Regions from separate parts of the Homo sapiens genome. Here region 2 is linked to region 1. A link is an interaction called in ENCODE POLR2A ChIA-PET data of the cell type or tissue named here. Cell type or tissue: Caco-2. All regions are shown on one strand.

What was found. Peaks named below come from ENCODE experiments on the same cell type or tissue, not always from the same donor. Only the 100,000 strongest peaks of a DNase experiment are listed, where the experiment ranks them.
Region 2: POLR2A ChIA-PET joins it to region 1 with 6 read pairs; 2 of 35 experiments call an interaction of 5 or more read pairs at or near these places.

The regions. Positions count from the first base shown.
Region 1 is chr17:15,950,048-15,954,047 of GRCh38, reverse strand. All of the region lies in intron 1 of ADORA2B (adenosine A2b receptor), which reads right to left. Among named protein-coding and RNA genes, the nearest start is that of ADORA2B, 6.9 kb to the right of the region's middle. RefSeq lists an enhancer at 2,412-3,209. In Caco-2, no CTCF peak of the experiment used is centred here; a DNase peak (open chromatin) is centred at 1,687.
Region 2 is chr17:16,104,736-16,108,735 of GRCh38, reverse strand. The region is part of intron 19 of NCOR1 (nuclear receptor corepressor 1); the gene reads left to right. Among named protein-coding and RNA genes, the nearest start is that of SNORD163, 46 kb to the left of the region's middle. In Caco-2, no CTCF peak of the experiment used is centred here; no DNase peak of the experiment used is centred here.

The DNA of each region.
Region 1 (4,000 bases):
GAGATTGCACCACTGCACTCCAGCTTGGGCGACAGAGCGAGACTCTGTCTCAAAAAAAAAAAAATGTAAATGGTATAAACCTTAACAGCATAAAAGTCATGGTATAATGCAAATGTGTTCAATACACCATCTGTGCAGAGGAAGCCATGAGAAATAGTGGCTGCCTCTGACAGGCAAAGTAGGAAAGCAGAGATCCAAGACAGGGGACAACTCTACAGCTTCCCCCTGTGCAGTGTCAGCTTCTTTCCAGCAGCACGAGTTACCTTTCACAAGGAAGACTTCCTGAGAGGCAGCGCGCTCACAGTAACAGCGCGGCTCACAGAAACCAGGAGCAGACCTGGGAAAGGAATGGGGGACACGTTCTTCCTTGTTTTTCTTGACAGTCAGCAAATATAATCACCACTTGACAGAAACACAGGCCGAAATGTCCACAGGAAAAAAATCAAAACATAACAGAAATTCAAGTGGGGCATAGGGGAGAAGGCTGGCATGAGCCACGGGCCTGGCGGTTCACAGTGGGGAGTCAACAGATTCTGCTTCAAGATGGCAGCACAAAACCAGGGCTCAGCCCAGAGCGCCCCTCGGGGCAAATGCCAAGAGAAACAGGCTGGGGGCTGCCCCCGGCAGAGGGACTGGTGGGGGTCTCTTGCTTTCCCTTTTGGGCCTTTTTGTACTTTTGACTGTTTACTTCTATGCCCACTGGTTGATTTCTAACTCAAAAAAATAGAAGATAATAAATGCGACTCATTCATGGACTCACCAGCACCTTCAGGACAAAATCCAAAACCCTCAGCAAGCTCAAGGCCCTCCTCGAGCTGCCTGCTCCCTGGCCCGTCCCCCACCACAGCCCAAATCCCATGCCCACTCACGGGTGCGAAGCACCCAAGGTGCCAGGCCAGCTCAGGAGTCCCCCTGCTCCTGCGCACCCTGCACTCCCAGCTCTGCAGGCACTTTCCTCCCACCTACCACACCACTCAACCCTCCACCCTCCAGAAAAAGCCCTGCCCCTCAGCCTAGACTGAGTGGAAGCCTGCCCGCCCGTGCCTGGGACAGGCTGTTCTCCACTTTAATTCTGTCCAAGAAGATACATTTGCTATTTGCCATTGAGTTCCCGCTGCCCGTGGCGCTGTCTCCAGCTGGTTAGCCTCGGAGTCCAAGAGCCTATCGAGTTAATAATTTAGGAGAGAATAACCATGGCTAAAGCCTAATTCTGGAGTCACTAATAAATCTGAGGCAAAAGGAAAGGTTGGGCCTCAGTTCCCCAATCCGAGGAAGGTGCAGGTGGGAGGAGATCCACAAAGCCTCACAGCTGTCAGGCAAATGCTGTGAGATTCCATTCACATTGGCCAGGGCTTAGCTTCTTTCCTCACTCGTCCATTTGACAGGTTAGCTGGAGTCTTCTTTGTCCAGGTAATAATTAAAGGAATCTAATCACAATTTGCCAGTGTCCTTATTCATCCACCACTAGAAGGGACCCCTCATCAAGGGGGTGTTTGGGGGTGACCTCGGGGTGTGCAGTCCTTCCCTCCAGCTGCTCACATGATGGTTAAGGGCTCCTGGGAAGATAGGCTGCCTCAGTCCCGGCTTCCGTGTGACCCTGGGCTAAACATAATTTTCTGCACCTCCATCTTCTTATCTGTGAGGTGGTGAAGATAACTCCATCTGCTCCCATAGGGCGGTCGCAAAGATCAAAGGAGATTAGGGATGTAAGGTGCCTGGCACCCAGAAACGGCTTGGGAACAATGGCTGCCATTCACAAGACTGAAAATCTCTATGTCCAGAATAGCTGAGGACACTTCCCCATATCTGTCCCTGCAGTGTACACCCATGCTGTGATAATAAACTGACAAATGAGAAGAGTGAGATACAGGGATTGGGTCCTGCCCTGCACGTGGTCACCGAGAAAGGAGCCAGGTGATCTGTAGTGGGAAAATGTTGACTTTTTTTTCATTTACCCTCTTCTCCAGACAACCAAAGGCAGCCACTGTCCTTTTCAGAATTCAGTGGGAATGTCCACAGCATGAGGCCAGGCGGTGTTTCCCTGGCTGTGCTGCTCCAGGGCACCAGGCCACCTCCAGGCATGCAGAGCTGCTGCAGACTGTGCCTGGTCTGCAGAGGAGGCCTCTGCCCTCTGGGAGCAGCTCCAGGCTCCGGTCTCAGGGCAGGGCCCAGGGTGGCTTGAGCGGGCCCTCCTTCCCGGCCTCCTTCAGAGGGAACCTGTCCACAGCACCCCCACGCACACCAAGTCCACCTCCATCTCCCCTGCCCTCCAGTTCCCATGTGCTCCTGATGACCAGCCAGGTCAGGCTGACTCTACCCTCCCCGAAGGGAGAGGGCCTTCAGGTATCCTCTGGATTGAATTACCCCAGTTCTGACCTGGTTCCAAGACACATTTGAGGACCTCACTGACCAAATCAGACCTTGGCCCCTGCCTAGCCATGTGTGTGTCCTCTGGAATCAACATGCCAGGAACCAGCCCCTTATGTCAGCTGGAGGCCCCAGCAGGATTATAAACAGCACCTGCTGGTTTTAAGGTTGCTACATGGCCTGGGAAGTGGAGTTGGGAGGACTGTGTGCTAACAATGGAGGACAAATGACAGCAAAGTAACACTCAGGCTTGGGTGATGCCCTGATGCAGGTAACAGGGTGGCTCCTGGCCTGTGCATGGGACCAGGAGCCAGGGCCCATGGGCCACGTCCCGCGTGTCTGCAGCCCCTGGCCTCAGCCTGGGCCTCTGGCCCACAGCCCCTGCTGGCTGCCTGGCAGTCCCCGGACACCTCTGCACTCCTCTCCACCCTTTTGTCCCTTAGGCCCATGAGAGATGTTTTCAGAAGACGGTTTTCCTGTCTTCCGATCATTAGAACTTGTGGGGGCAGCTCCTCTTCTGGCGTTTCACAGAGCCCTTGGGCCCTCACTGTACACCTGCTGTCTCGGACCCTCCCTTCCCACCTGTCCAGCTGTTCCCCGGGCATGACGTAGCCTGACATGTGCCCTTTTCACCCAGTCACTCATGCATTCATCCACAATGTGCTTTCCTAGCCTGTGCCGGCATCGCGCTGCATCCTGGGGTGTAAGGCCCCTGCCCACAAGGCTAGCACACTGGGCGCAGAGAGACTCTGAGTAAGGACATGGTTTAATGGGATAACTAGAGATGGCGGTAAACCAATGCAGTGGCTGAGAAGCCTCTCCAGGTGGGTGAAGTGAGGAACGGGGGTGCAAAGACCATGGGTGGGAATATAACTTGGCCGTGGTGAGTGAGAATTGGGGGGTGAAGGCCGACCATGCACAGCCTCAGGCTAGGGTAGGGCATAGGGATTTCACTCTCTGTGTCTCTGCAGCGTGGTAAGCAGGGGAACGGTATGATGTGGCTTAGGTTTTAAGTCATCCCGTCTGGCTGCTGTGTGGAGTGGTTACAGGGGAGCAGGAGTCCAGCTGGGGGCCCACAGTGCCCACCAGGAGCTGCTGAGAGAACATGTTCAACGAGGTCCGGGAAGTGACTGCTCGATTCTGCCAAAAGAGGGATGGCGCATGGGTGACCTGACAGGAGAATTCAGTGGCATCCTGGTAACAAGTGGCAGAGTTTGCCAGGGGGGAGGCAAAGGAGTGGATGAGGAAGTGAAGGGGCGTTGATCTAGGGGTATATTCGTGTACTGATGGGTGGCTTCCTGGTGCTGCTCTGACAAAGCCCCACAAACCTAGTGGCTTAAAACAAGCAGGGCGAGAAGGCTGACTTCCAGGTGTGGGCCACGCTCCTGCCAGAGGTTCCAAAGGAGGATCTGTTGCCTCTTCCAGCTTCTGGTGGCCATCCTTCATTCCTTGGCTGTGGCCTCCACCTTCAAACGGCCTTCTCTGCAGATTTATCTTCTAAGAGTGCAAATGCATTAAGAGGCCGCCCAGATAATCCAAATAAGCTCCTTCTCTCAAGATCCACAGAAAGCAGTATTTGTGGGGTTTTGGTTGGTTGTTTTTTGTTTTGGCCATATAAGGGAATAGTCAGAGG
Region 2 (4,000 bases), 150 kb before region 1:
AATTTTTAGTCATTTGACTGTGTAGGAGTTGCTTCATTGAGGAAACAGTGTGCCAGTGTTTTCATGGTGTGGAGACTTCAAACTTGAACATAATGTTTTTATTCATTTAATCAACAAATATTTATGTAGCACCTAGGATGGTCCAGAAGATCTTGGAAATGGCAGTCCTGCTTCAGACATCAAGTGCCAACATCAATAAAATACCTGTGTGTCTGTGTCATTGCCACATTTATTTGTTCAGTTAGTATAGTTGGTTACATTTCTCTTTATTTTATTGGCTTAAGTTTGATTTATTTTCATATTTTTACAGAGATTTATATGTACTGTAGTAATGTTTTTACGTAAAAAGAATTAGTGACCTTAGAAGCACCGATAGAAAAAAAAAACACGAAACTTAAGGAAATTTAAGAAATAATGTATCTTTGTCATTTAAACTAATGACAAGTTCATGGAAAGGTAAATGTTTTCTTGATTTTTTTGGTAAGAAAAAAGATACCTAATTTATTTCAGTTTACACTCTGATTAAAGTTTCTGTGGATTTTTTTTTTTTTTTTTTGGAAATTGCTTCTGATGTGGGGATTTTTATAATGCTTTTAGTAGCTCTTCATATATTATAAATTAAACATGTTCATGTTTTGTATATGCAGATAATTTTTTCCATCATTTTCTTTTTGTTTTCCTTTTCAATTACTTTTGTTTAAAGTTTGTGTAATTAGAGTTGTATCTCTTTTCTGTGTAGGGTCTTTATTTTGTATAAGCTTTAAAAGTTGTACATCCTCCAGGTTTAGTAATATTAGATTCCATGTTTTTTTTTTCCTATAGATTATTCTTGTTGTCTTTTAAACTTAAACTTGTATTGAAATGGGTTTTGGCTTTGAACAACCCCTAACCTTAAACTTGTTTTTGGGAGGGTTTGTGAAAAATGAGGTCATCTTTACAAGAGTAGAGAGAGTATTAGAGAAGTCCCACCCGAGGGTAGGGTAAGAGTGCTGCAAACAGGGAAGGTAGTTTGGTGTGTTAATGGCACTTCTAGAGAGGTTGTCAGAGTCTCTTGGTTTTAATGGGTTTGTTTCTGGTGGCTAGTATTCCCTGGGGTTATAAATGTTAATGAAGGCTGGAGGTTAATAAATCTCCTTGGGCTGCCATAACAAAATACCACAGATTGGGTGGCTGCAGCAACTGAAATTAATTTTCTCACGGTTCTGGAGGCTGTACGTGCAAGGTCAAGGTGCTGGCACAGTTGCTTTCTGATGAGGGCTGTCTTTGTGGCTTGCAGATGGCTAACCGCCTTGTTACTTTGTCCTTACATGGCCTTTCCTTTGGGTGTGCGCACTCCTGGTGTCTCTTCCTCATATGAAGACAACTCCTACTGGATTAGAGCCCACTGTTATAATCTCATTTAACCTTAGTCATCTCCTTAAAGGCCTCGTCTTCAAATACAGTTACATTGGGGGGTAGGGCTCCAACAGAAGAATTTTGGTGGGGAGGGGCACAATGCAGTCCATAACAAAGCCCAAGTCTGGTATTAATATGTCTATCTGGGCCGGGCGCAGTGGCTCATGCCTGTAACCCCAACACTTGGGGAGGCCCAGGAGGGCGGAACACGATGTCAGGAGATTGAGACCATCCTGGCTAACACGGTGAAACCCCGTCTCTACTAAAAATACAAAAAAAAGTTAGCCGGGCATGGTGGCGGGCGCCTGTAGTCCCAGCTACTCGGGAGGCTGAGGCAGGAGAATGGTGTGAACCTGGGAGGCGGAGCTTGCAGTGAGCTGAGATCACGCCACTGCACTCCAGCCTGGGCGACAGAGCGAGACTGTCTCAAAAAAAAAAAAAAAAAAAAAAAAAAAAATATATATATATATATATATATATATATATGTCTGATCAAGTGTAGGGTGGCACCATCACATCTGCTCAATCATCTAGAAGAGTTTCCTATTAAGAGGAAATGATTTTCCCAGTAGAATTGTAGGCTCTCTCTTCCTGTTGACTTAGCTTCATTTGGAAAGTGTCAAGAAGAGAACATAAATGCAGCTCATGTGACCTGTGATCTCATACTTATTCCTAATCTCAATGAGACAGCACAGATGCACTGTTTATTGTGTGGCAAGTCTCTTGCCAATTGAAGAACGAAGGCAGCTGCTGAAGGGAGGGTTCCTCTATCTGTTTTCCTAAAACACATCTGAGTGTTTGAGTATCTTTCATGATTAGAAGAATTAAATCAGACCAAACTTCACCAAAATTTGGATTTGCTCTTGTTCTCTTTTTCTACATCATTCTTTAAGGTTTTTTTTTGTATTTTTAGGAAAAAAAAAGATACTCATGTTTGGCTACTGCTTGGTGAAACATTATGCCTTGGAAACCTTCCTACTCTTTTGTGGCTTGGAAGAAGAAAATTGGAAAAGTGCTTATGTCAAATGATATCATCTGCTGTATAACCACTAACATGTCTTCTAATATTTTGAAGATAAATGCCTTGTTAGTTTGCCCTTGGATTTGGGGCTTTCTACCACTATATAAACAGAAATGAAGGTTAAGTTGGGCTTTTTGTTAGCTTTTCAATGCTTTGGTAGGATCTTTCAGTAATGATAATGGCTGCCGTTTTTGTTTGTTGGTTTGTTTGTTTGTTTTAGAGATGGAGTCTCGCGCTTGTTGCCCAGGCTGGAGTGCAGTGTTGCAATCTCAGCTCACTGTAACCTCTGCTTCCCGGGTTCAAGCAATTCCCCTGCCTCAGCCTCCCGAGTAGCTGGGATTATAGGCACTTGCCACCACGCCCAGCTAATTTTTGTACTTTTAGTAGAGATGGGGTTTCGCTACGTTGGTCAGGCTTGTCTCGAACTCCTGACCTCAGGTGTTCCGCCTGCCTTGGCCTTCCAAAGTGCTGGGATTACAGGCATGAGCCACCGCGCCTGGCCATGGCTGCCATATATTAAAACCTTACTACATGTGAGGTACTCTTCTGAATTATTTGCTTGTCTGTCTTTGTTTGTTTGTTTGTTTGTTTGTTTGTTTTTTGGAGACTTGAACTCTCATGTGAACTCCAGGCTCATATATTTGATCACCTACAGTATTTCCATTTGGATGCCTAAGAGCCATCTTGTTGTTAACAGCCAAAGCAAACTCATGTGTCTCTACCACCACAAGCTGCTTTTCCCTCTGGTCTTTCACTATATCAATAAATTAGGTTTTCTTTAGTCTCTTTAGAATTGGATCCTTGTCTCCATTGCTCCTACCCTGCTTCTGAGGAGCCCTCATTGCAGTAGTTTTTTGATTAGTCTCTTGCTTCTTTTTGTTCCATTCTTTTTATTTATTTTTAGAGATGAGGTCTCGCTGTGTCACCTAGGCTGGAGTGCAGTGGCTCGATCGTGGCTCACTGCAGCCTCAAACTCCCAGGCTCAAGCGATTTTCCCACCTCATCCCCCCAAGTATCTGGGACCATAGGCGTGTACCACCACACCTGACTAATGTACTTTTTTATTTTGTGTAGAGACAAGGTCCATTCTGTTTTTTCTTCCACAGCAGCCCAAGTAATTCTTCCAAAATGTGAATCAAATCATGTTTCTTCTCTAGTCCAAATTCTGTAATACTTTCCCATCTCAGTAAAAATAAAGACCCAAGGCCTTACTGCAATTTATGAGGCTCTGCATGAACTGACCTTTGTACCTCTGTGAACTTTCTGCCAGCTGCTTTTTTGTTGGCCCCCTCTGCTCCAACCACACTGTCCTCTTTGCTGTTCCTGGGCAAACCAACCCCGACTTCAGGAGCCTTTGTGCTTTCTAATCCCTCTACCTGGGATGCTCTTCCCCACCATGTGCCTAGGGCTCATTCTCTCATTTCCTTGAGTCCTCTGTTCAGATATCACTTTTTTCTATAATACCTCCTCACCCACTTCTTTCTCAGTTTTGTCGTTTAGTCACTGCACTGATCACCACCTGATATATCACTTCTTTTGTTTTTTTGAGACAGGGTCTCACTCTGTTAACCCAGCGCTGAAGTG